Linked DNA regions of Homo sapiens: region 1 is linked to region 2. Evidence: chromatin contacts called from ENCODE Hi-C or POLR2A ChIA-PET data. All regions are on one chromosome and are shown on one strand. The core of a region is the stretch at or near the end of the contact, and the rest is flanking DNA. Distances in the headings are between cores, read along the strand shown.

Evidence for each region. Hi-C counts contacts between places; a loop is a spot of excess contacts on that map. ChIA-PET counts read pairs that join two places held with the same protein, here RNA polymerase II (POLR2A). Pooled maps may share reads with other maps.
Region 1: a pooled map shows a loop between it and region 2 (2.2-fold over the local background). The contact joins the promoter of EFCAB10 here to the enhancer-like site in region 2. A Hi-C loop is called at or near these places in 2 of 50 pooled maps. POLR2A ChIA-PET finds 5 or more read pairs at or near these places in 3 of 52 experiments (GM12878, K562 and WTC11).

Annotation. Positions count from the first base shown.
Region 1 is chr7:105,580,068-105,583,466 of GRCh38, forward strand. It overlaps EFCAB10 (EF-hand calcium binding domain 10), which reads right to left and starts at 1,426. Exons shown (of 5, transcript NM_001355526.2): 1 at 1,291-1,426. The coding sequence starts at 1,396. It also overlaps the pseudogene YBX1P2. RefSeq lists enhancers at 818-1,330, 1,331-1,841.
Region 2 is chr7:105,689,899-105,693,088 of GRCh38, forward strand. All of the region lies in intron 3 of ATXN7L1 (ataxin 7 like 1), which reads right to left. Among named protein-coding and RNA genes, the nearest start is that of EFCAB10, 110 kb to the left of the region's middle. RefSeq lists enhancers at 1-27, 28-703, 704-1,379, 1,380-2,055. Within about 2 kb of position 1,318, at least 33 of the 41 ENCODE cell types and tissues checked have a DNase peak (open chromatin) inside an H3K27ac peak, as active enhancers do.

The DNA.
Region 1 (3,399 bases), core at 176-2,675, 110 kb before region 2:
CTCCGCCTCCCAGGTTCACGTGATCCTCCCACATCAGCCTCTTGAGTAGCTGGGATTATAGGCACGCACCACCACGTGCAGCTAAGTTTTTTTATTTTTAATAGAGATGGGGTTTTGCCATGTTGCCCAGGCTGGTCTATGAACTCCTGAAGTCAAGTGATCTGCCCACCACAGCCTCCCAGAGCGTTGGTATTATAGGCGTGAGTCACCGCCCCCAAGGAGCTTCACGAATAGCTGGGATTACAGGCATGCGCTACCACACCCGGCTAATTTTTTGTATTTGTAGCAGACACGAGGTTTCACCATGTTGGCCAGGCTGGTCTCAAACTCCTGAACTCAAGTGATCCACCCGCTTCGGCCTCCCAAAGTACTGGGATTACAGGCCTGAGCCACTGCTCCTGGCCTATTTTTTATTTTTATTTTTATTTTTGAGATAGGATCTCGCTTTGTCGCCCAGGCTGCAGTGGCGCCATCTCGTGCCCGGCCTTTTTTTTTCTTTCTAATATTTGTTTTAATACTTTAAAACAACTAGCAAGAACTCTGTCTCCTATACATGATATTGGTTGGGTGTTTTTTGGCAAAATTGGAATGTTTGGTATTTCCACTTCCTTACACAGAAGCAAATGGACAATTTTGGCATTTCGGACGCTCCATATGGAGGTCGGCAAATTACAATTCTGCACCCTGGGGAGGACATAAAACCATTTTCACCTAAATATAACTTTTAAATGACACACCACTCCCAAATTACAAAACGATTCAAATTTTGTAGGGGGTTCAGATGTGTAAAAAAAGTCAGGAAAAGCGATCCCCTCTAGAACATCTTCTATCCTACCCTATCAATTGTTTAGTTGCCAGATTAAAAACTTTGGCCGTGCGCGGTGGCTCACGCCTACAATCCCAGCACTTTGAGGCGCCGAGGCGTGCAGATCACCTGAGGTCAGGAGTTCGAGACCAGCCTGACCAACATGACGAAACCCTGTCGCTACTAAAAATACAAAAATTAGCCATGCATGGTGGCGGGCGCCTGTAATCTCAGCCACTCAGGAGGCTGAGGCAGGAGAATCGCCCCTGAGAATCGCCACCAGGAGGTGGAGGTTGTAGTGAAATGAGATCACGCCATTGTACTGCAGCCTGAGGGACTTTTATTGAAGGCCGCAGAGTTAATCAACAGCAGAAGGGCTCACGTGGCTGGGAGGCAGTGGAAAGCGAATGTGTAAGAGGGGGGTTTCGTGTGGGAAGCGAACCCCACATGGAGGTATGGCTGTACCGGGGCATGGGGGCCCTTACCCGGCCGAAAGAAAAGGAGGGCGCTGGTGAGGTAGCTAACCACCTCCTTGATCTGATGCTTTTCCAAATACTCCGCGGCTTGGAGCTCCCTGCTGCTGGTCTCCATCGCTCCGCGTCCCGCTGTTGCTAGGCGACTGCCTGGCGTCTCAGCCGTGCGACTCTGTCTCCCTCTACCCGGCGCGGTCACGTGACACGCCTGACTGCCCTGTGGCTGCGACCCGGACCTGGAATTTCTAGAGCTCACGGTTCAGGGCAAGCCTGGGGCATGTAGCAGGGCAGAGAGGGCAGGTGAGGTGTGGACCAACGTCACTGTCCGCGATCCAGGCTTAGGGCTGGGCCCAGGTGCCTTTTTCCATCTCTCTCTAGCACCTAGCTCGGTACTTGTTGATCCAATGATTAACAAGGCTTGAAGTGCTGGCATCACAACTCAGCATGAACTAATAACAGAAGGAACTTGTGCAATTTTGAGGGTGCCCAGTGGAGAGTTCTTTTTATTATTATTATTTAAGACCTTTATTAACAGGTGCTTGCAGTTTGTTGACTTTTTTGAAAAAATCAAGTTGTAAACTTTTATTACAAATTAAAAATAAAGTGCTTAAAAATCTCATCTTGACCAGATATGAAACAATTTAAAAACCTTTAAAGGCGTATTGAGAAAAACAAGGCTTTTTAAAAAAAACACGTTTGTTATTACCAAAAAGAGACATATTTAGGTAAAAATAATAAAAACCCCATGCTGCATAGATAATGCAGATAGTTCTATTTATCTGGTCAACGGGCAAAAAGCAAGCACTTAAGGTCTTCAGCTCCAATCTTTTGTTCATTTCTTATTGCTGGAATTTCATATTTCTTCTTGTTGGATGACTAAACCGGATGATGGTAGAGATGGTAAGCCGGCATTTACTCAGCCCCGCCCTGCTCAGCCTCGGGAGCAGACGAATTCTCAGCTGGTGGATTGGCTGATTTTGTCTCTTTGCCATCTTGTGATTTAGGGTTTTCTGGGCATCTGCGTTGGTAATTGAAGTTGCTGCGGTACCGACGTTGAGGTGGCTGCTGACCCTGGGTCTCATCTCCTTGATTTTATCTTCTTCATTGCCGTACTCTCTAGGCTGTCTTTGGCAAGGAGGGCCCCTGCGGAATCGTGGTCTATATCCCCGATACATATTCTGCCTCACTGGTCTACCTTGTTCTCCTGCACCCTGGTTGTCAGCACCCTCCATCACTTCTCCCTGCACAGGAGGGCTGGAATACTGTGGTCGACACCCATAGGGTCTCCGCATGTAGTAAGGTGGGAACCTTTGCCTGCGGTAGGGCCGGCATTGTTGGGCCTGGCCTTCGGGAGCATTCTCCGATCCCTCGGTCTTTTCCCCACTCTCACTGTTCTGGTAATTTTGCTGGTAATTGCGTGGAGGACCCCTATGACGTGGATAGCGTCTATAATGGTTACGATCTGCTGCATATTTACCGCCTTGAACTCGAACACCACCAGGATCTGTAACATTTGCTGCCTCCGCACCCTCTTCTCCTTCAACAACATCAAACTCCACAGTCTCTTCATCTCCTACACTGCGAAGGTACTTCCTGGGGTTATTCTTTATGGCAGTCTGGTGTACAAATACATCTTCCTTGGTGTCATTCCTGTTGATGAAACCATATCCGTTCCTTACATTGAACCATTTTACTGTTCCCAAAACCTTCACTGCGATGACCTTCTTGTCCACGCTGGCAGGCGCCGCCGATGTGAGGCCGCCCGGACCACCGCTCCCTGCGCAGCTGCCCGTAGTGCCGGGCTTGGTGTCGGCGGCGCTGAGGGCGGGGGCGGCGGGGGGACGGGAGGGGGGCGGTGGGGGGAAAGGCGGGGGCGGCGGGTGGCTGCTGGGTCTCGGCCTTGCTGCTCATTGGTTGCGGTGATGGAGACTGGGGCCGGCTGCGGCAGCTGCGGCTCCTCCCGTGGTATGACGGTAACTAGGCCGGCAGCGGCGGGGCTGCTCAGGGTTCTCTGGGGTCCGCTCTCCGGGGTCCGCTCTCCGCTCCCGCTACCGATCGAACTCCCCAGTGGAGAGTTCTAAGTGGCATCTCTGGTGTGAGCGGCCTGCAGGCATGGCGCTG
Region 2 (3,190 bases), core at 68-2,567:
CTCAGTGGGGCCAGTGTGAGAAAGCACAGGACAGACTCTAAACGTCAAAGGCCTAAAGCAAGGAAGCCTCATCATTATTCTCTGCAAGGTTAAAGGAGACAGGGCACTTCTTTTTTTATTTTTGAGACGGAGTTTCGCTCTTGTTGCCCAGGCTGGAGTGCAATGGCGCGCTCTCGGCTCACAGCAACCTCCGCCTCCTGGGTTCAAACAATTCTCCTGCCTCAGCCTCCCGAGTAGCTGGGATTACAGGCATGTGCCACCATGCCCAGCTAATTTTTGTATTTTTCGTAGAGACGGGGTTTCTCCATGTTGGTCAGGCTGGTCTCGAACTCCCGACCTCAGGTGATCCGCCCGCCTCAGCCTCCCAAAGTGCTGGGATTACAGGCATGAGCCACCGCGCCCAGCAAAAAAAAGCATTCATATGAATGAGAGAAACATGGAGGAGAAAAGAAAGCCTCTCTTGGCAGCACTCAGCAGTTAGAACTATGTCAAGCCTCATCCTAATGGTCACATTTACCACCTTGGAAATTTCCGTTTTCACTGTCCGTTCTCATTCATGTGATGCTGGGGGTGGGGTTGGACCCATCTGTGTGGGACTCAAGGTCTTGGATCTAAGCAGACCCGCTCCTCAGAAGGCCTTCCGTGAGGCCTAAATGATGTTTGTCGTCTTCTCCTTCTTTTGCGATTTGTTTAGTTTAAAATATTTAACCCGAGGCACAATGAAGTGTCTCATTTACAAGGTTCTCCCGGACCATTAGACTGGGACTCCACATTCATTATGCTGATGAACGCGCTACTTACTCATGCAAATTCCAAGAGCGGCAGACTCAGAGATGGGAGGTGCTCAAGGTACGATATCAAGGGCTGATTTAATTACACAGCCATTCAGTGGGACAAGCACGGCAATTTTTAGCCAACTGTTCTAGTAAATATTACGGGAAACCCTTTTATAGAGTGCTAATTCCGGCTTAGTGTTTTCGCTAAGCTTTAGTTCTTACTCAAACATGCACACGGGCCCCCAAAGATGCTACCACCAGGCCAGAAAATCACACAGATAAAGCATGAGCCCATATGCCATCTTGCAGTCAATCATCCTTTTAAAAATGTTATAAATGTCTGCATATCACTGTCATTTAGGTGGGGACAAACTAAGGTCCAGTAACTTCCCTGTGTCTGTTCTTCCTCCGTCCCCCTCCCCCGTGACTCTGAGTCCTGCAGACCAGCCCTTGGGCATGTTTTGGGTCACCAAATGCCACTGCTCCCAGGAGTTTGACAAAACAACCGCTGTAAACTCATTTCAGACGTTTGAAACAATACCCAATCACTGCATCCACCCTCGAGGAGCGCCCCAGAGGAAATGGCATCATTACTTTCATTTTACTCCGTTTGTGAACGACTAAAGGAAAACAACACGTCCTAGGACTCTCGGGAACGTTATTAAGTGACCCCTAAGAAATTAATCATCAAGAGCTAAAATAACCCTCTGCTGCACATACACCGCCGTTTCTCTAAGTGGAGAAACAAATTTCACTTTCCACAGTTGGAACAGAAACTCTTATGCATCCCCGTTTCTTCAAAAAAAAGTCTATAAATAACCTAGGATCAGCAAAATTATGCAAAACATCCTGCTAGAAGAAGAAATGTAAACTAAAACCACTTACAGAGAGACTCAGGCTGCCAACTTAATCTGATGCTACGACGACTGTAAACATGTTGTACTTTTGGAACCTGAAGCGATCCACATTAGCACGGATGTCAGTAAAAAAAAAAAAAAGAAAAAAAAAAAGAGAGAGAGAGAGAAAGAAAAAGGAGGGAAAAAAATCGCAACGACTAAACAACAACAAAAGCCCAGCCCCAAACAGAGCAACGTGATACGGTATTCTGCACGGTGCACAGCCCGACGGCTGACCAGCTGCAGTCAATACCAGCTATCCGCGCTTGCACACGCCAACTGTTTTGACTACACGCACTTGTTAAACACGGAGTTTCAGGTCCTACCAGTTGGACACCAGAAGTTCATAGAACTGACCCAGTGCCAAGAACAACAAGCACAGAAAGCGAACCGGCTGCCTCGTGCGGGTGTTTTTGTTAACTGTTTATGCAAGCCCCAAAGCAATTGGGTAACAATTACGAATAAAAAAGAACTTAAATTACAAAAGCAAAAGATTACCACCTTGAAGGAAATGTAGATATTGGCAGCTGAAGGACAGACGTCATGCTACTTTATTGGTGGGGTGGGTGGGTAGTTTTCAGAGAGAACTGGTTGGGGGAGGGGGAGGTGTCACATGACACACTGCGGTTATTAGCAGAAGGAACTGGGTGCTTCCTCGAAGCATCTTTTAGAGATTGACTTAGATTTTGCAAATGTGGAGGCTTTGCTGCACATGTGGGGGTGATGGCAGGAGCACTAGAATTTGTCAGTTGGTAAATCCCATAGGAGAAGAAAGGGACATGCTGGATGAATTTCTTTCTTTCCTTCCTTCCTTCCTTCCTTCCTTCCTTCCTTCCTTCCTTCCTTCCTTCCTTCCTCCCTCCCTCCCTCCCTCCCTTCCTTCCTTCTTTTTTTGAGATGGAGTCTGGCTCTGTCACCCAGGCTGGAGTGCAATGGCGCTATCTTGGCTCACTGCAACCTCTGCCTCCTGGGTTCAAGCAATTCTCCTGCCACAGCCTCCTAAGTAGCTGGGATTACAGGCATGCACCACTACGCCTGGCTAGTTTTTGTATTTTTGGTAGAGATGGAGTTTTGCCATGTTGGCCAGGCTGGTCTCGAACTCCTGACCTCAAGCGATCAACCCGTCTCAGCCTCCCAGAGTGCTGGGATTACAGGTATGAGCCACCGCACCCAGCTCTTTCTTTTTTAGAGACCTTTTGCTCTGCCACCCAGGCTGAAGTGCAGTGGTGCCATCAGAGCTCACTGCATCCTTGAATTCCTGGGCTCAAGCGATCCTCCCGATTCAGCCTCCTAAGGAGCCGCACCACTGCCCTTGGCTAATTTTTAAATCTTTTGTAGACACGGAGTCTTGCCACCAGGCTGGTCTCAAACTCCTGGCCTCAAGCGATCCTCCTGCTTTGGCCTTCCAAAGCACTGGGATTACAAGCATGAGCCGTCATGCCCAGCAGAAACACTTCTTAAATTGCTTATTTTAACAGGCTTTTCCATTTTTCCCAGAGTGCATCAAGCAGTATCTCA